Regions from separate parts of the Homo sapiens genome. Here region 1 is linked to region 2. A link is an interaction called in ENCODE POLR2A ChIA-PET data of the cell type or tissue named here. Cell type or tissue: endothelial cell of umbilical vein. All regions are shown on one strand. Links, peaks and the distances in the headings refer to the core of each region. The heading gives the core; the rest is flanking DNA. Region 1 overlaps CSNK1A1 (casein kinase 1 alpha 1). Region 2 overlaps DCTN4 (dynactin subunit 4).

Evidence for each region. Peaks named below come from ENCODE experiments on the same cell type or tissue, not always from the same donor. Only the 100,000 strongest peaks of a DNase experiment are listed, where the experiment ranks them.
Region 1: POLR2A ChIA-PET joins it to region 2 with 8 read pairs; 3 of 35 experiments call an interaction of 5 or more read pairs at or near these places.

The regions. Positions count from the first base shown.
Region 1 is chr5:149,538,289-149,548,971 of GRCh38, forward strand. All of the region lies in intron 2 of CSNK1A1 (casein kinase 1 alpha 1), which reads right to left. It also overlaps the pseudogene RPL29P14. Among named protein-coding and RNA genes, the nearest start is that of CSNK1A1, 7.8 kb to the right of the region's middle. RefSeq lists a silencer at 2,685-2,888 and enhancers at 6,605-7,514, 9,744-10,279. In endothelial cell of umbilical vein, for the core only: no CTCF peak of the experiment used is centred there; DNase peaks (open chromatin) are centred at 5,343 and 5,923; H3K27ac peaks cover 1,180 bases.
Region 2 is chr5:150,705,123-150,714,895 of GRCh38, forward strand. DCTN4 (dynactin subunit 4) reads right to left here. Exons shown (of 13, transcript NM_016221.4): 13 at 3,318-6,240. The coding sequence ends at 6,027. Among named protein-coding and RNA genes, the nearest start is that of RBM22, 8.9 kb to the left of the region's middle. In endothelial cell of umbilical vein, for the core only: no CTCF peak of the experiment used is centred there; a DNase peak (open chromatin) is centred at 2,059.

The DNA of each region.
Region 1 (10,683 bases), core at 3,442-7,441, 1.2 Mb before region 2:
TGGGATTACAGGCATGAGCCACCGCGCCCGGCTGTCCAGTTTCTTAAACTGTGACTGGCACAGGGTAGGTACCCTCAGGTGAATGTCAACTGAATGAAAGAAATGGTTGTTCTCTTCAACGTACTGTACAAGGTGTTGTATGTTAAATTCACCAAGAGAGTCTCAAACTATCAGAGCTCTCGTTTGAAGAATAGAAGCTAACAACACTCACTTCTCTAAGAGGGATAAAAAATAATATTATGGAGGTTCAAAAATGGGAACACTAGGATTTCTGTAAGTACAGCTTGGTGGTAATAATTTCAATCAAGGGCAAACAGCCAAACACAAAACCAAACTCAACCTAACAGTGAATGGCTGGGCACAGCGGCTCACATCTGTAATCCCAGCACTTTGGGAGGCCAAGGCAGCTGGATCACTTGAGACCAGGAGTTCGAGACCAGCCTGGCCAACAAGGAGAAACCCCGTCTCTACTAAAAATACAAAATTAGCCGAGTGTGATGGCGCATGCCTGTAATCCCAGCTACTCAGGAGGCTGAGGCAGGAGGATCACTTGAACCCAGGAGGCGGATGTTGCGGTGAGCCGAGATTGTGCCATTGCACTCCAGCTTGGGCAACAAGAGCGAAACTCCGTCTCAAAAAAAAAAAAAGAAAAAGAAAAAATTAAATGTATATAGATATATAATAAAAGTAGAATTTCATTATTGTACTTGGCACAATAAGAAACACAAGATACCTCTATGAGTAAGACAGTTCTCTCCTTCAAGGAGTTTCTAGAATGCATTATTGTAGGAATGCATCTGAAACATGTGAAGAGGTAAATGGTTTCATACATCGATTTTAGACACTTTCCAGAAATCAAAGCATTTGATTACATGGGATTATATGTACTTTCTGGTACTTTCCAGTATCATGATGCCTATTACAGGATTTCCTGAATTAATTCTAAGAGGAAATATATAAATTAAGAACACAGCCTTACAGCCTGAGCAACACAGTGAGACTCTATTTCTAAAAAATAAAAATAAAAATTAGCCAAGTATGGTGGTGTATGCCTGTAGTCTCAGCTACTTAGAAGGCTGAGATAGGAGGATCACTGGAGCCCAGGAGTTCAAGGCTGCAGTAAGCTATGATTGAGCCACTATACTCCAGGCCTAGGCGGCCGAGCAAGAACCCAACTCTTAAAAAAAAAAAAAAGAAAGAAAAGAGTATAGCCTTATTAGGTTGTAATTCTAGGAAAAGATGGGGGTTGATGGGGGTGAGTAGCAAAGCAAAAATTATTGTTATTAATTATTAATATACTATATTTTGGGGATTAATAACAATTATTAATTGTTACATATCAGAATCACCTGGGGAGCTTTTAAAAATCATGATACCTACGTCATATCCCAATTTAATTAAATCAAAATACTTGCAGTTAGGGATTAGTTGTCTTTTTTTTTTAACTTTGCCATTTGATTCCATTTGCAGCAAAATTTGAGAACCACTGGTAGAGCTGAAAGATGCAGTAGGACCTGTACAAATCACACATCAGCTGTGTGACTTTAGGCAAATTAACCACTTTGACTCACATACTTTATAAGAAACACCAACTTACAAGATTGGTGTAATGATTAAATGAGACCGTATGCAATGCCTGGATAATATTGGACTCTTTTTGTTGCATGCAGAGGGAAAAAAGAATGTTTAGCCACACTGAATTCAACCAATTATTCCCTTATTTCAAAAGTACTTATCAACATTACAAATAAATAAAAGGCAATTATACCTTAAAATTAGAACAAATCATTACATCAGAGAACAAGAGGCATCTTTTGTCCTACTGATTCCATCAATATATACTACACATTAAAAAACCCTTAAGACCTTGTTGGGCTTTCGAAAACCCTTTTACAAGTAAGAACTGACTTTACAAATTATAGAATTCATTCTATTAATAGGTTCAAATCTAGATGGCATCACAGGCAGAACCCTGACTCATAATACAATGCTCTTTCCATTTCCCTTTATGTTGAGGATTGAAATGTACTCTCTTCAGCTAAACCGTTTTGTGTAGCACTTCCAAAATCCCCATTAAAGGGCCATAACATACCCCACTGCTCACACCGACAAGAAAAAGGCAGTATTTTAGTTCTTCAAAGGAGAGCAAGGTAAAGATCTCAATTATCACTGAATACCATATTTACTACCATCACCTGCAACACAACCACCATCTGATAATTTTGTCAGATAAATCCTATAATGTACCTCATGGTGATAAACAGACTATTAATCTATAGTAAAACCAACACCAAAATAATGCTTAACTGGGGACTGGGGAGAAAAATAAGGCTTAGCTGTAATCCAAAAGACAGACTTAAAAAATAAATAAATAAAATAAAACTAACACTGTCACAGAATAGAACTTACCAAGGATGAGCAATGTGTGCATACAAAAAAAAAATCAAATAGTCCTTATCTCAACAGAGATGTAGGTTACACCAACATATGCATTTGTCAAAACTGATCCGGCAGGGTATGGTGGCTCACACCTGTAATCCCAGCACTTTGGGAGGTCGAGATGGGCGGATCACAAAGTCAGGAGTCCAAGACCAGCCTGGCCAATACGGTGAAACCCCATTTCTACAAAAATACAAAAAAAATTAGCCGGGTATGGTGGCGGGCACCTGTAGTCCCAGCTACTCCAGAGGCTGAGCAAGGAGAATCACTTGAACCCAGGAGGCGGAGGTTGCAGTGAGCCAAGATTGCGCCACTGCACTCTGGCCTGGGCAACAGAGCAAGACTGCATCTCAAAAAATAAAATTAAAAATAAAAATCCCACTAAAACATGCATTAGTTTATGCTATGTTAATACTGGTCAACCAATTTTGTTTTTTTTTTTTGAGATGGAGTCTCCATCTGTCACCCAGGCCAGAGTGCAGTGGCGTGATCTCAGCTCACTGCAACCTCCGTCTCCTGGGATCAAGCAATTCTCCTGTCTCAGCCTCCCGAGTAGCTGGGATTGCAGGCACCTGCCACCATGGCCAGCTAATTTTTGTATTTTTAGTAGAGACAGGATTTCACCATGTTGGCCAGGCTGGTGTCAAACTCCTGATTTCAAGTGATCCGCCCGCCTTGGCCTCCCAAAGTGCTGGGATTACAGGTGTGGCATGAGCTACCACACCCGGCCAGTCAACCAAAATTTTAAGAGCCATCTGAGATTGAAATTAGAAACAAAAACAGTAACACAATAAAGCATCATTTTACCTGTGTGCATACACTGAACACCAAGTTAAATGATGAAAGTTATGAAGACACTCATTCTTGACAGCAAAAATCCCTGGTGAACAGTGACAGATCATGAGAAAACCAAGACTTAATGATATTTTAGGTACAGCTTAAATATACTTTAAAACAAAATGATCTAGCCAGGTGCGGTGGCTCACGCCTGTAATCCCAGCACTTTGGGAGGCCGAGGCAGGTGGATCACTTGAGGTCAGGAGTTCGAGACCAGCCTGACCAATATGGTGAAACCTCATCTCTACTAAAAAAAATTAGCCAGGCATGGTGGTATATGCCTGTAGTCCTAGCTACTCAGGAGGCTGAGGCAGGAGAATCACTTGAACCTGGGAAGTGGAGGTTGCAGTGAGTCAAGATCACGCCATTGCATCCCAGCCTGGGCAACAGAGAAAGACTGCATCTCAAAAAAAAAAAAAAAAAAAAAAAAAGATCTAGGTCCAGAAATGACTAAAGCCAAGGATCCTTGATCCCTGGGCCACTGACCGGTATCCAGTATAGAAGCGAAGTGAAGCTTCATCTGTATTTACAGCCACTCCCCAAAGCTGGCATTACCGCCTGAGCTCAGCCTCCTGTCAGATCAACAGAATTAGATTCTCATAGGAACGCAAACCCTGCTGTGAACTGCACATCAGAGGGATCTAGGTTGTGCATTCCTTATGAGAATCTAATGCCTGACGATCTGTTACTGTCTCCCATGACCCCCAGATGGAAGCAGGTAGTTGCAGGAAAGCAAGCCCAGGGCTCCCATTGATTCTACATCAAGGTGAGTTGTATAATTATTTCATTATATGTTACAATGTAATAATAATAGAAATAAAGTGCACAATAAATGTAATGCACTTGAATCATCTCAAAATCATTCCCACCCCCACCCCACCCCCTACTTGCTCCAGTCTGTGGAAAAACTGTCTTCCACGAAACCTGTCCCTGGTGCCAAAAAGGCTGGGGACCACTGACTAAAGCCAAGGAATAACCCACATACTTTACATGGGTTCAAGCATTTACTCCGAAATGAGATACAAATTTATATATATATATATATATATATATATATATATATATATATATATATGTATATATATATATATATATATATATATATATGTATATATATATATATATATATTTTTTTTTTTTTTTTTTTTTGAGACAGAGGCTCGCTCTGTCACCCAGGCTGGAGTGCAGTGGCATGATCTCAGCTCACTGCAACCTCTGCCTCCCGGGCTCAAGCAATTCTCCTGACTCAGCCTCCCAAGTAGCTGGGACTACAGGCACACACCACCATGCTTGGCTAATTTTTGTATTTCAGTAGAGATGGGGTTTCACCATGTTGGCCAGCCTGGTTTCGAACTCCTGACCTCAGGTGATCCGCCCGTCTTGGCCTCCCAAAGTGCTGGGATTACAGGTGTGAACCACTGCGCCTGGCCACAAATTAATAATTTCCAGCAAGTTTTTATCCTGCAATCCACAGATTCAAAAGGGAGAATAAGAACACCCTGAATCGTAAGCATCTAATTAAATACAAATAGGTTACTTATATTTATGTAAGAGCTCTTCAGCTTGTCTATGAGGCAAAATGCCAACAAGTGAAGAAGTACAGGATGGCTCTCCAGTATCAAATGAAACGATGTGGAGTGTGTGAGAGGGCATGATTTGACCTTGACATAAGGGTGATAATGATTCTCAGAAGAACTGGAAGTTAGGACACTCCAGTAACTCCCCTGAGATTCAACAGTCTAATTTGTATTAGTAGGAATAGGGCTATATACATCTCTAACATTTTGTCCAGCTTAAAATGCTACCTAGCATTATTACATTATCTCATAAGCCAGTATAAAGCAGCTCTAGTATACCATGAATTCAGTTTCCCTTCAAGTTAAAAAGCACATTTCTCGTGATCTGTGACGTACGTTTTTCTGGTTTTTTTTTTTTAGTCCAAGCTAAGCATGGACACTGTAATATATCTTAATGAAGACATATCCAATGCAGCGTCATCTTTATTCTCTGATAACAGCCATTATGTTATTCACAGGATATATGCTCAGTGCCAAAGATAAGATTAAGCTGCTTTTAAAAGTGAAGAGTAAGGATTAACTAGTGCTTTATAAATACGTTCTAAAACATTTGACCTTCAGACACAGAGGGCAAAAATAGTGATTAAAACACACTAGGCAGCTGGGAGAGGTGGTATTCATCTGCAGTCCTAGCTACTCAGGAGGCTAAGAGGCAGGAGGATCATTTGAGTCCAGGAGTTTGAGGCTGTAGTGTGCTATTATCATACTTCTGAATAGCCACTGCACTCCGCCCGGGTGACAGAGCAAGAACCTGCCGCTAAAAATAAAAATAATAAAAGATGAAAGAAAAATAGGAAAAACAAGAAAGGAAGGCAAGTAGTAGACACAATATCAAACTGCTGGAATGCTTTTTTTCTAGCTACTATCCTTTGAAAATAGGTCTTAAAATTCCAGGACTAAAAGTCCTTAGGATCAATGAGGCCAGTGACACTTTTAAGTAGGGAACCCTTGTTCAAACAAAACCCTACCCAAAAGCTCAGTATGCAAAGGCAAATGGAAATGAGTATTTAGCTGGCAAAAGAAGGGTAGGCAGCCCTAAATCTTTCTATTCAGCACTCTCCTTCCCATTAGAACAATCCTTTTTTTATGTTCTAAATGAGGAAACAGATGGGCTTACACACATTAAGGAACTGACTGACTGTAGATGACCCAGTCAATATCACATGGCAGATCTACAGCTCAAACCTCCAAAACCTATCTAGATAAAGAATTTTTCGGTATGTCATAGTTGTTTCTTGGGTCATTGCACGGTGGCTGATGCCTATAATCCCAGCGCTTTGGGAGGCTGAGGCAGGAGAAGTACTTGAGCTCAGGAATGCAAGACCAGTCTGGGCAATATAGCAAGAGCCCATCTATATAAAAAAAATTTAAAAAAATTTTTAAATTGTTCCTTTGGAGAACTTAATTCAATTTAGAATGGAACACACAAAAAAAGGTTTTAACAGAAACTCAATACAGCTGACCCTTGAACAAAAGGGGCTTGAAATGCACAGGTCCACTTGTACACAGGTTTTTTTCTGCCTCTGCTACCCAAACAAGATCAACCCCTCTTCTTCCTCCTCAGCCCAAAGTGAGGATGATGAGGGTAAAGAGCTTTATATATATATATATATATATATATATAGTTATTGACCAATCATGTTATTGGTGAAGCTTCCAGTGAACAGTAGGCTAGTAGTAGTTAAGCTTTTGGGGAGTCAAGTTATACTTGGGGCCAGGTGCAGTGGTCCATGCCTGTAATCCCAGCACTTTGGCGGGCCGAGGTGGGTGGATCATCTGAGGTCAGGAGTTTGAGACTAGCCTGGCCATCACTGTGAAACCCCGTCTCTACTAAAAATACAAAAATTAGCTGGGTGTGGCGGCGCGCCTGTAATCCCATGAACCTGGGAGGCAGAGGTTGCAGTGAGCCAAGATCACACCATTGCACTCCAGCCTGGGTGACAGAGCAAGACTCCATCTCAAAAAAAAAAAAAAAGTTACACTTGGATTCCTGACTGTGGGGCACAGTGGGAGTGGGCTGGGGTTCAGTGCCCCTAACCCCAGCACTGTTCAAGGGTCAACTGTAATTTTAAGTGAGCTCTCACATATTAATTGACAAGGTCCAAGAATTTTCTTTCTTTTTTTTTCCCCTGCCTCAGGTTTATTTGTACTAATAGCACAGGAGGACCCCAGCCCCATAAAGACGGCAGCCCAGGGGGGTTGCATCAGTCCTTCTGTCCTCACGTTGGCAGACAGAGATACCTACTCCGAAGCCTTTGTAGGGGCCTGAGAGCCTTTGGGAGGAGCCTGAGCTGGAACTGAAGCTGGAGCTGCAGCCTGGGCCTTGGTTGATCCTTGGCCTTTGGCCCACACAGTCTGAGCCCCTTGGCAATGCGGACACAAGCACACTTCCCAAGCTTGGGGTGGACAATGTAGGCAAGTCAATCGAGTTCGCAGCTGACACCCTTTGGGATCTTGGGCTTAACCTCCTTGGGCTTTACGAGGGCCCTGCTAGCCTCAGCAAGTGCACTCATTGCCTTGGCATTGTTGGCCTGCATCTTCTTTAGGCCCTTCTTGTGCTTCTTGGCAAAGTGCATGTTCCTCAGGAACCTGGAGCCCACCATTTCTGTGCCATTTTCAGGACTGGTTGTGTGTGGTGTGGTTCGTGGACTTGGCCATGTCTGTACCTTAAGCCGCGGCTCTCCAAGTGCCTAGAACCGGAAGCTTCATTTCTTAAAATATCAAGAAAATGGATGCCATTCTCTTATCCTTGCTTTTTTTTTTTTGATACGGAGCCTCATTCTGTCGCCCAGGCTGGAGTGCAGTGGCACGATCTTGGCTCACTGCAACCTCCGCCTCCCATGTTCAAGCAATTCTCCTGCCTCAGCCTCCTGAGTAGCTGGCACTACAGGCGCACGCCACCACACCAGGCTAATTTTTTTTTTTTTTGTATTTTAGTAGAGACAGGGTTTCACCTGTCTCTACTACCCAGGCTGGTCTCCAACTCCTGGGCTCAGGCAATCTGCCCACCTCGGCCTCCCAAAGTGCTGGGATTACAGGCGTGAGCCATGGCGCCCGGCTTATCCTTGCTCTTTACTCAGGATGCTATGCTTCTTAACAATAGGTCTCTCAAATTACACAGGAAGGACCTGATTCAGCAGGTCATCTACGCAGGCCAGGTAATTTTCAGTCTCTGTTGTAAGATATACCAAAGTATCTTAAAGAAAATCCTGGCTGGGTGCGGTGGCTCATGCCTGTAATCCAAGCACTTTGAGAGGCCGAGGCGAGCAGATCACGAGGTCAAGAGATGGAGACCATCCTGGCCAAAATGGTAAAGCCCCATCTCTATTAAAAATACAAAAATTAGCTGGGCGTGGCAGCACGTGCCTGTAGTCCCAGCTACTCAGGAGGCTAAGGCAGGAGAATTGCTTGAACCCAGGAGGTGGAGGCTGCAGTGAGCCAAGACTGTACCACTGCACTCCAGCCTGGTAACAGAGTGAGACTCCATGTCAAAAAAAAAAAAAGCAAATCCTATAGGGAATTTTGTAACAGAAAACATAGGGAAGGGATTGAACAAATTTGTATATGAAGGATAAAGGCAGCAAAATCTAAATTTTTTAAATTAGTGACAATACTTCTAAAACAATAGATAACACATAACTTTTATCTAGCTAACACTAAATAGTCAACTTAATTCAATACTTTCCGAGTAAATATTTATTAAGTATGTACCATGTATAGGTGATACAGAAATAGTGGGGAACAAACTGAGGGGGATGGGAAGATGCTGCTACCCAAATAAAGAATGTTTACATAAATCTTTATCCTTTTTGCTTCAGTGGAAACAGTTTTTTTTTTACATTTCACTTTAAAACCAATGAACCACTTTTGTTTCCATGTACCTGACCCTACCACTCCTAAAGCAAATTTACCCTTTCCACACTCTCATCCAATTACTGTGTTCTCCTTTAGAGACTACACCCAGAAGCCACACTCTATTCTTGGATGCCTTACCAAACCAGTTCACCAAGCTTTCTTCCTTAGAGCCAGATCCTGAAATCCCATCTCTCAGGAAGCCTTAACTTGAAAGTCAGGTTAATCTGTTTAGCCTCACCCACAGACAGCTTATAACTACCATAACTCTCTCTGCACTCACCACCTTATAATAGGCACCTATTACTATAATTCTGCTCAGAAGTTAATTTATTCATGTGCTTATTCAGTACATTACTCATTGCCCTTATGGGTCTGTATCAGGTCTTAAATAAAAGCTACCAGATAAAAGGACATGTACTGTACTTGGGTTTAGCACTGAAAAATGACAATGCTTAATGCTTTTTGAAACTGATTTCAAATACATTAAATTTAACCTGATTTGTGAAATTTATAAAATCTCCCAACATAGATGAATCTCAAAAACATTATGTTAAGTGAAAAGTGCCAGACACAAATGACCTCATATCGTATGATTCCATTTATATGAAATTCTAGGAAAAACTATAGTAATGGAAAGCAAATCAGGGGTGAGGGGCCTTATTTTCCCACATAGTAGGTTTTTTTTTTAAAGGCAAGAATGATTTAAAAACTTCAAATCTATATCATCTCAGATTTAATCTTCACCTCATAAGATAAATTTGCAACTTTCTTCCAAATGATTTACTTGCTCATTTACAACCAATAGCACATTTTATCACTCAATTCTCCATTAAAACTGTAAATCAGCATTGGAACTTTGTTTTTTTTTTTGTTGTGTTTTTTTGTGTTTTTTTGAGATGGCGTCTCGCTCTGTCACCAGGCTGGAGTGCAGTGGCGCCATCTCAGCTTACTGCAACCTCCGACTCCCGGGTTCAAGCTATTCTCCTGCTTCAGCCTCCCGAGTAGCTGGGATTACAGGCACGTGCCACCATGCTCAGCTAATTTTTGTATTTTTAGTAGAGACGAGGTTTCACCACGTTGGCCAGGCTGGTGTTGAACTCCTGACTTAAAGTAACCTGCCTGCCTTGGCCTCCCAAAGTGCTTGGATTACAGGCGTGAGCCACCACGCCTGGCTGGAACTCTTTTTAAGGACAGTTTTATTTGAGTTGTTTCCATGTAAAGACTATGCAACCCAGTCCTTAATTCAAGACATGAAAAATACAAACTGGAATAGAAAAAGGGGCTAACAGGCTGGGCCCGGTGGCTCACGCCTATAATCCCAGCACTTTGGGAGGCTGAGGCAGGTGGATCACCTGAGGTCAGGAGGTGGAGACCAGCCTGGCCAACACGGCAAAACCTCAGCTCTACTAAAAATACAAAAATTAGCCAGGCGTAGTAGTGCAGCTCTGCAATTCCAGCTACTTGGGAGGCTGAGGCAGGAGGATCACTTGAACCTGGGAGGCGGAGGCTGCAGTTAGCCAAGGTTGCGCCACTGCACTCTAGCCTGGGCAACAGAGTAAGGCTCCGTTTCAAAAGAAAAAAAAGCCGGGCACAGTGGCTCATGCCTGTAATCCCAGCACTTTGGGAGGCCGAGGCAGGCAGATCACCTGAGGTCAGGAGTTCGAGCCCAGCCTGGCCAACGTGGTGAAACTAAAATACAAAAATTAGCTAGGCGTGGTGGCGGGCGCCTGTAATCCCAGCTACTCAGGAGGCTGAGGCACGAGAATCACTTGAACCCGGGAGGCAGAGGTTGCAGTGAGCCAAGATCGTGCCATTCATTGCACTCCAGCCTGGACCACAAGAGCGAAAACTCCGTCTTAAAGAAGAGGCTCCAGTAAACAGTAAGTACCATTCTTACCTATTCTGAATAATTTTGCAAATGTTATTTTAGATTATTGCTGGAAAATAGCTGGGCTTTAAACTATATTTTAGTCTC
Region 2 (9,773 bases), core at 1-4,000:
TTTTGAGACAGAGTCTTGCTCTGTCGCCCAGGCTGGAGTGCAATGGTGCGATCTCGGCTCACTGCAACCTCCACCTCCCAAGTTCAAGTAATTCTCCTGCCTCAGCCTCCTGAGTAGCGGGGATTACAGGCACGCACCACCATGCCTGGCTAATTTTTGTATTTTCAGTAGAGACAGGGTTTCATCATGTTGGTCAGGCTGGTCTCGAACTCCTGACTTTGTGATCCACCTGCCTCTGCCTCCCAAAGTGCTGGGATTACAGGTGTGAGCCACCGCGCCCGGCCTAGAGTAGTATTTTACATTTTATGGCTGGCTTTGGGGAAAAGGGGTTCTCTCTATGACCCACCTTGAGGAAAAGGGATTCAGTGTCTGTGGCTAGGCTTGGGGAAGAATGAAGGGCCAGAGACAGGAAGGCAGAAGGTCAGAGAGAAACTTTTGCTTCTGAGGCTGCTTCAGAGCCTTAATTTGGGGTATCATTTTCTGAGCCCCAACAACATGTTAAAGTCTCTGTCCATTAGTTCAAACATCTGGGTTTGAGTAGCTGGGACGACAGGCCTGCACCACTACACCTGGCTAATTTTTGTACTTTAAGTAGAGGTGGGGTTTCACCATGTTGGCCAGGCTGGTCTTGAACTCTTGGCTTCAAGTGATCTGCCTGCTTTGGCCTCCCAACGTGCTGGGATTACAGGCGTGAGCCACCGTGCCCGGCCAAGTCATTGCTTATATAACAGAAGAGAATGAGGTAAATCATATTAATGCTCGGAAATGGGCAAGTGTGTTCTGTTAGACCGTCTGCATGGGGTTTGGTCAATCTGGTTAGGAATCAAGCGGGGCTTGGGTTTTTTTTTTGTTTTTTGTTTTTGTTTTTGAGATGGAGTTTTGCTTTTGTTGCCTACACTGGAGTGCAATAGTGCGATCTTGGCTCACCACAACCTCCAGCTCCTGGGTTCAAGCGATTCTCCAGCTTCAGCCTCCTGAGTAGCTGGGATTACAGGCATGCAACACCACACCCGACTAATTTTATATTTTTAGTAGACATGGGGTTTCTCCATGTTGGTCAGGCTGGTCTCAAACTCCTGACCTCAGGTGATCCACCTGCCTCAGCCTCCCAAAGTGCTGAGATTACAGGCTTGAGCCACCGCACCTGACCTGGGCTTGGGTTTTATTGCTATGGTTGCTTTCAATGTACCACAGATTTCACCTACTCTAGCATTATTCTATACTGTAGGTTGGGGCTGAAGAACTCAAGTGTTCATGCTTCATCCTCAGCTTACAGCTGTCCTGCCTACCTGCACAGTGGTGACTAACTTTCTAGGCCTTTGCCCATCCCCTAGAAATGGATGCTTGTTACTAGCTGCTTGGTAGGCTGGTAGCGGGGTAGAAGTAAAGGGGTTCTCTGTTGTTCTAATTCAATTCAGCCTCAGTCCTCAGCAGGCCCTGTGTGGGCCTTAGGAATAGATCTTTTCTCGGCATTCTTGCCCCCCAAAACTGGGCAAGTTCATTAAATGAGTGTAAAGAGGAAAGAAGTGTGAGAAATGAGATTTGGTATACTGCAAGGTTGGGAAGATGGGAAAGAACTAGCAAAGAATACGGAAGGAAACTTTCTAGCAGGGTAGACAGAAAATTGTTACTGAATTAAACTGGGGTCTGCTCACCCAGTGCCACAAAGCCATTGACATCAGGCTAGTAGCAAGAGAAAGTGAGGCATTTTATTGCAGGGCACCATGCAAGGAGAATTGCACAGATCATGCTTAAGACCCGAACTCCCAGATGGCTTAAAGCTACGGGTTTTTAAAGGCAGGGAAAGAGAGGTTACAGGCAAAGTCATAAATCAATACATAGAGGCTATACATTGGTTTGACCTAAAAAGGTGGGACATCTCAAAGCTGGGATGGGGGTGGACTCAAAGGTCATAGGTGGTTTCAAAGATTTTTTGATTTATGATTAAGGCGGTGAAGCTGTCTAAACTTGGGATCCACAGAAAAGAATGTTAGCTCTGGCCGGTGGACATGACTTCCTCCAGGCCCCTCAGGAAGCAACTTAGAACAATGAACAGTGGTCAGAGTTCAGTTCTCAGTTTCCCCTTATCTGAGGTTTAAAGCTGGTGAGAGTTCAGGTTTCTGAAAAGTTGGGGACATGTATGTTACCCTTAGTTTCTATAGGGAACAAAACATCTCACTCTGACTTCCTTGGCTATTGTGTTCAGCTACTTCTTGCTTATCAGGTTGCTCATTAACTTCTTTGGGCTAGCTAGGTGCCTAGAATTCCCTTGAAGGAACTCAAGATTTCCCTTTATTTCCATGCATGGAGGGGCCCACAAGCCTCCTAAAAGGGGGTCCCTGCTCTGCCTCAAAACCAGGAGTGTTGTGTTCTGGAAACCAAGCAAAGCCTTTCAAGAAGGGAGAGATAAACTGTCAGATCTACTGAAAAATTGCATAGTTAAGGACTGAGAACTGACCCTGTATTTAAGTGTGGTGATTGCTGGTGACCTTGACAAGAGCAGTTTCGACCAAGTGGTGGCGGTGAGAGTCTAACTGGAATGGGTTCAGGTGAGAATGGAGGAACTGGAAGGTTGAATTAGGGTTTTTTTTTTTTTTTTTCCCTTGAGACGGAGTCTCGCTCTGCTGCCCAGGCTGGAGTGCCGTGGCGTGATCTTGGCTCACTGCAAGCTCCGCCTCCCAGGTTCACGCCATTCTCCTGCCTCAGCCTCGAGAGTAGCTGGGACTACAGGCACCTGCCACCAGGCCCGGCTAATTTTTTTTATTATTTTTAGTAGAGACGGGATTTCACCTTGTTAGCCAGGATGGTCTCGATCTCCTGACCTCGTGATCTGCCCGCCTCAGCCTCCCAAAGTGCTGGGATTACAGGTGTGAGCCACCGCACCTGGCCATTTTTGTTTTTTAAAAAACTTTTACTTAAACAGAGACAAGGTCTTGTTAGGTTTTCCAGTCTTGTCTCAAACTCCTGGCCTCAAATCATCCTCTCACCTCGGCCTCCTAAAGCGCTGGGATTACAGGTGTGAGCGATCATGCCCAGTCAGAGTTAGAGGAGTTTTGCTGTACAGGGAGTGGAGAAATGGAGTGGCAGCTGAAGAGGAGAGTGAGGCCAATTTCTTTTTTAAGATGAGAGAAATCACATGCTAATGGAAAAGGGAAGGAGGGAGCTGCCGATGCTATCTGTGAATAGGTAAGAGGATGAGCTTCAGTGTTAAGAGGTGGGGCTGGGTTCCAACAGGAAGAGTATGAATAATTCATCTAAGTAAGAGGAGGGAAGGAACAGTTATGAAGGTACAGATGAAGGTGATGAGTGGCCACTGGTGGAGTCAGACCACTGTGTATATTGTAAAGGATATCTTTAGAAGCAATGACCCAGGATAAAAACTGGTAGAGGTCTAACAACATTTATATAATGGTTCTGTGAATATGTATATAAGAAGCTCAAAGCAACATCTACTTATATATTATGGTGAACTAACCTGCTAAGAGATTTTAGATTACTTCATTTAAGGAATGGAAGGGAGCATGCCCCACCAACTCTCTTAGCCAACTCTCTTAACTTCACGCTTGTCTTTTGGCTCTGAGCCATGCTACTTAGTATCTACATGAGAGCAAACAAAAGACACGCTCAAGCTTTGTCTGCTTTATTTCACTACATTAAGTTAAGCAATAAGGCAAAACAGTAACCTGTCATTCATAAAGATCAAGGAGTACCTCTCTGTCCCAAAAGGGACCAAAAAGGGTGTTTCTTCACAAATATGCATGACACTTAGCTCATTATGCTGATAAGCACTTCAAACAAAAGAAAAGGTCAGTAGGTGAATCAAGTAACAAATCCAAATTAACTTAGCCTAAGTTTCCAAAGCTGTAGTTTCAAGTGCTAATGGGATCTAACTTTCCTGTGGTGGTGCATACTGACTAGCATTAAAATTTTTGCACCTCATCTAATATAAAAAAGGCAACAAATACAATTCCTAATTCACCAGCTGCAGGTATTGAATCATTTCTACGAACACACAGAATACTAGCTTACACTAAAACCTATCTTGAGGAAACATTAAACCAGTGGCTCTATTATTCTGCAAGTTAGTTTGGCTTCTGAAGAAAAAAGTTTATGATCAAAGTGTTTTGTGTTTCTGTGTATGGGAATGATGAGACCCATACTTCAACATTATTACTTTGGGGAATAAATACCAGCTACCTGCCATAAACGCATGACATGTGTGTAGTCTATGCAAACGTGTAAACATATGAAGCTATTCTCTACTCTATGCCCATTTCCTCCACTGGCAAATATGGAGCAGTGATTTCACAGTAGGCTCTAGCAGGTAGTGAAATAAAAATTTGAGACTCTGTGGGGTCACAAAAAAATGAAACTCTTTCTATAGTCTGCAAATCTGTAATTACCCATCCCCCTGCTCCAACTCCTAAGAGGCTAAATGTTATTACCATAATGTTAGAGATGAGTATTTTCCTTCTTACACTGCATCACATATATTACTCTGTAGGACTGTTTCATAAAATTGGCTTGACCTTTGTACAATTAGTACAATTTAGTGTCTTTTAGAGTACAATTTAGTGTCTTTTAAAAGCTTCCTAAATATTTAAAACATTTTCAAGGGAAGCTTACAAGGACTATGTCCCATCTGTATTCTACATTATAATGTTATCTTTAATTTTTTAAGACTTAAAACAAGACCAAGGTAAACAAAAAATCTGTATTTTCCTCAAGTCTCTTGGCCACTTACTAACAATACTTTTACAGAAAACACGGTGCAGCTGGTGGTCTACTTTATCAAGTTTCATTTTAGAAAACATCATAGAAATTAAGGTTAGCAACCCAACTCCAGGATACCAAGTGAAAACAGCAAGTCTGCTGTTAGGCCAGAACTGTGGGCTACTTGCTGAACTATTTTATGGTTTACAATCAAAATGGTCTTATTTGACTCACCACATGACAAAAGTCTTAAACTTAGTAAGGGGGAAAGTTCTTAATATCCAGTTTTGGATTCAAGAGATTATAATAGTTAATTTCCCCTTCAAATCAATGGAAAGAATGCTAGTTGAGAATATTCTAAAAATCTAGCCTTTAAAATGTTTTCTGCATTCCAGAAATGAACCTGTCCACTCAGGTTTTCTTTGGGTTCTTTTCCAGGTCCCAAACAGAACAACTTAACTGAGTTAAAGAGGCAGAACAGGGAAGGGGTAGGAAGTAAGACAAATAAAGATTGCCCCCCTGTGGCAGCATTAATCCCTGGGTATTGTGGCAATATTGAAAACGAATGGAATCTGCTACCCCCTTGACATGACATGTAATTGTTTGCTTCTCAAATTCTTCTTAAAAGATCCATATTTTACTGGGAAAAAAATTAAGAACAACTAATACGTGTCCTGTATTCACTTAGAAAAAGAGGGCAAATGAGAGTGCCTTAACAACTTCACAGGTTTTTCCAATCATCATGATACTAAAGATAAAGTGACAATTCAGTTTTTCAGTTATATGGAAATCTATGGCAAAATGGCAGCCATTATGGCAATGAAGGGATATGTTTTAGACTGTTAGATGATATTTAACGGAATGCAGAAAGCAGTTGGTACATTGTGACCAATGCTGGATCATTAACAGCAGGTCTACCTTTGGGTTATCATTTAAGTTTCATCTGTGACATTGTGATCCTTAGTGAGATCAGATCAAGAGACAGTACAGAGTTTCTCAGGTGGTAAATACAATGCCATTCCAAGGAACACCCATCCCCTTTCCTAGGATGGAATTATGCTGCTGTTACTCAACGTGCAGGGTTCAGTGAGGGAGACACAGACTTACTGGTGTCAACAGGGGTGAGAGCAAGAGCAACAGCAGCTACCCTGTGTTCCCAATGCCTTGCCTATGCTCCCACTTTCTTAGCAATAGAATTCCGTAGTGCATGGGTACATCGTTATAAACAAGGCCTAATGAAGCAGCAGCTTCCACATTTTAACGCAGGTTTACGGTGATACTGTCCTTTGGGATCTGCCCTCCAGTGGAACCTTTTAAGGAAGAAGTGGGCCCAAGCTAAGTTCCACATGCTGGGTGAGCCAGATGACTTCTGTTCCCTGGTCACTTTCTTCAATGGGGCGAATGGGGGCTGCCAGGTTTTTAAAATCATGCTTCATCTTGAAGCACACGGTCACTTCACCCTCCTCACGCTGTGGTGTAACTTTGATGAAAATACCCACTTTGTTGGCCTTTCTGAAGGCTATAATGCTATGGAAAGAAAAAAAAGCAAGTATTAGGTAGATAAAAAAATCAGCCAAACCACTAAGACTTACAGTAAAAGTCTTTCACCTTATTCTTTCCTTCAGCACACACAGAAAACCTATAAACACTTTGTTCTTAACCTACCAAGTATTTTTTTGTTTTGTTTTGAGACACAGTCTCGCTCTGTCGCCCAGGCTGGAGTGCAATGGCTCCACCTTGGGTCACTGCAACCTCTGTTTCACGGGCTCAAGTAACTCTCCCATCTCAGCCTCCCGAGTAGCTGGGACTACAGGCATGCACCACCACACCTGGCTAGCTTTATATATTAATACGTATATTTTTTGGTGGAGATGGGGTTTCGCCACGTTGCCCAGGCTGGTCTCGAACACCAGGGCTCAGGTGATCTGCTTGCCTTGGCCTCCAAAAGTGCTGGGATTACGGGCATAAGCCAACACGTTGGCCATATATTTTTCTATGAGCTTATACTTTTCTGCTTTTCTAACCAACACAGATGGTACACACTATTCCATAACTTGCTTTTTTTTAACTCTGTTTATCACAAACACCTTTTGACGCTGGTATATACAGATCATCTACAATCTATGTAATGGTTGCACAGTATTCAATTATGTGTTTACCATAATTGGCATATACTGAGGTTGCTGACAACTTTTCTCTATTATAAACAATGGTGCTGCAAACATCCCTTTACATTTACCTCTGTGCAAATGCAATATTTCTATAGAACATAGACTCATACCGTGGAAAGTTATTTATTTATTTATTTTTTTGAGATGGAGTCTCGCTCTGTCACCCAGGCTGGAGTGCAGTGGCGCAATCTTGGCTCACCGCAACCTCCGCCTCCTGGGTTCCAGCGATTCTCCTGCCTCGGCCTCCTGAGTAGCTGGGATTACAGGTGCACACCATCACGCCCAGCTAATTTTTATAATTTTAGTAGAGATGGGGTTTCACCACATTGGTCAGACTGGTCTCGAACTCCTGATCTCAGGTGATCCACCCGCCTCAGCCTCCCAAAGTGCTGGGATCACAAGCATAAGCCAATGCACCCGGCCTTATTTTTATTTTTTAGAGACAAGGTTTTGCTCTGTTACCCAGGCTGGAGAGCAGTGGCACGATCATAGTTCATGGTAGCCTTGACCTCCTAAGCTCAAATGATCCTTCTGCCTTGGCCTCCCAAAGTGCTGGGATTATAGGCATGAGCCACCATGCCTGGCCATACTGTGGGAAGTTTTAATAACTCAGTGCTTTAAGGGAAATTTTGGAACACCATAAATCAAGAATGTTTTTGTAAATAACTTATGTAATTAGGAATTTTAGCACAAAAATGTCTCTTCATTGAGGTTTGCATTTCAATTTCCCCTCATTTGTGCATACAGTTTGTGCTTTAATAACTTAGTTTCTGAAAGTAAAAGGGCAATGAAATAAACAGAATTTGTCTACTACCCAAATGACATTCAGTTACTCTAAGAAAGGTTACTGGGATTACATATTTACATATTTATACAGTGTTAGTTTCCAGAAATCTGAAAGTTCTATTAAATCTAATAATGTAAAATATAATTAATTCAGTTTTTAATTACTCTATCATGTAATCAGGCTGAAATCTGATATCTCAGACAATCATTCCAGAAGTATATCTTGGCTTAACAAATTTCTGTACCTAATTAATTTGAGGACCCACATAAAGCAAGGATTTGAGAGAACACATTTTGTACTGTACAACTCAGCACATTTTGTATTACAGTAACTAACCAGACCTTTGATTTGTATGAGTCATGTAAAAAATAATTCAAACAGTTTAAAATGGTAAAAAGAAAAACATCAGTCTTTCTTTTTATCCTTAATTTCCCAGGCAACCACTGATACCTGGGAAGCTTTTCCAAAACAAATTTGGATTTCTGGTCCCTAGCTAGACCTGCTAAAAAAAATCCTCTGGGGTTAGGGTCTGGAATGCTATCGAACAACAAAACAAAACAACACTTGACCTGGTGCTTTCTGAAGTTAACCCACGTTTGGTATCACTAAACTAATCTCACCTTTGCCTTCACTTTATTTTTCTTTTCTTTTCTTTTTTTTTTTTTTTTGAGACGGAGTCTGGCTCTGTTGCCCAGGCTGGAGTGTAGTGGCGTGATCTGAGTTCACTGCAACCCCCGCCCCTAGGGTTCAAGTGATTCTCCCATCTCAGCCTCCCAAGAAGCTGGGATTACAGGCACGTGCCACCACGCCTGGCTAATTTTTGTATTTTTAGTAGAGACAGGATTTCGCCATGTTGGCCAGGCTGGTCTCAAACTCCTGACCTCAAGTGATCTGCCTGCCTCAGCCTCCCAAAGTGCTGGGATTACAGGCATCAGCCACCACACCTGGCTTCACTTTATTTTTCTAACCCACCTTGTTATCTCTTCTCTCTAATATCTTGTTGAGAAAGCTTTTGATCATTCTGTCAAAAAACCGTAAATGGGCCAGGCATGGTGGCTCACGCCTGTAATCCCAGCACTTTGGGAGACCAAGTCGGGTGGATCACTTTAGGTCAGGAGTTCAAGACCAGCCTGGGCAACATGGCAAAACCCCATCTCTACTAAAAATACAAAAATTGGCCAGGCGTGGTGGCGCTTGCCTGTAATACAAGCTCCTCAGGAGGCTGAGGCAGGAGAACTGCTTGAACTCGGGAGGTGGAGGTTGCAGTGAGCAGGAGATCACGCCATTGCACTCCAGCCTGGGCGACAGAGACTCCTTCTCTAAAAACAAAACAAAGACTGTGAATGTTCCCTGTGCCAGTTTACTAAGCTATTATTTTTCAGCTCCAAGCGCACCTCTCTCAATTTTGCTTTGTGACACAGGATTCTGCTTGGACTGTATCTGCTGGATCGGATGGCTCTTTGTCAGGTTCTGTCAGCAGCGGGCTCTAAAGGGAGACTAGAAGTCTGGAGGAGGAAGGGTCTTGCTCTTCCTTTAGAGATTCCTGTTTGCTTGTGGTCCCTGTTCCCTGTGGCCATCACTCCAAAAATGTCTTTTTTTTTTTGAGACAGGGTATCACTCTGTTGCCCAGGCTGGAGTACAGTCACAATCACAGCTGACTGCAGCCTCAGCCTACCGGGCTCAACTGATTCTCCCACCCTGGTATCCTGAGTAGCTGGGACTACAAGCATGCGCTGCTACACCTGGCTATTTTTAAAATTTTTTTGTAGAGACGGAGTCTTAACTCTATTCCTAGGCTGGTTTCAAACTCCTGTGAAGCAATCCTCCTGCCTCAGCCTCCCAAAGTGTTGAGAATACAGGGGTAAGCCACCATGCCCGGCCCAGCAATGCTTCTTTACCCAGGAGGAAGTGGCAGTAAGCAGTTGAAGTTTTCCAATTCTTGTATAATCATGCCACCCCTCCTTTGCCATCACGAGATGCCAGGACCACGCAAGCAGTGTTCCCCTTCAGCTCACTGGAGGCCTGAGTTTCAGCTACATGGAGCTCTTTGTTTAAGTTCTAAATTTTAATAATTCTAACTATTTCCCTTTGTTCCCTCCACC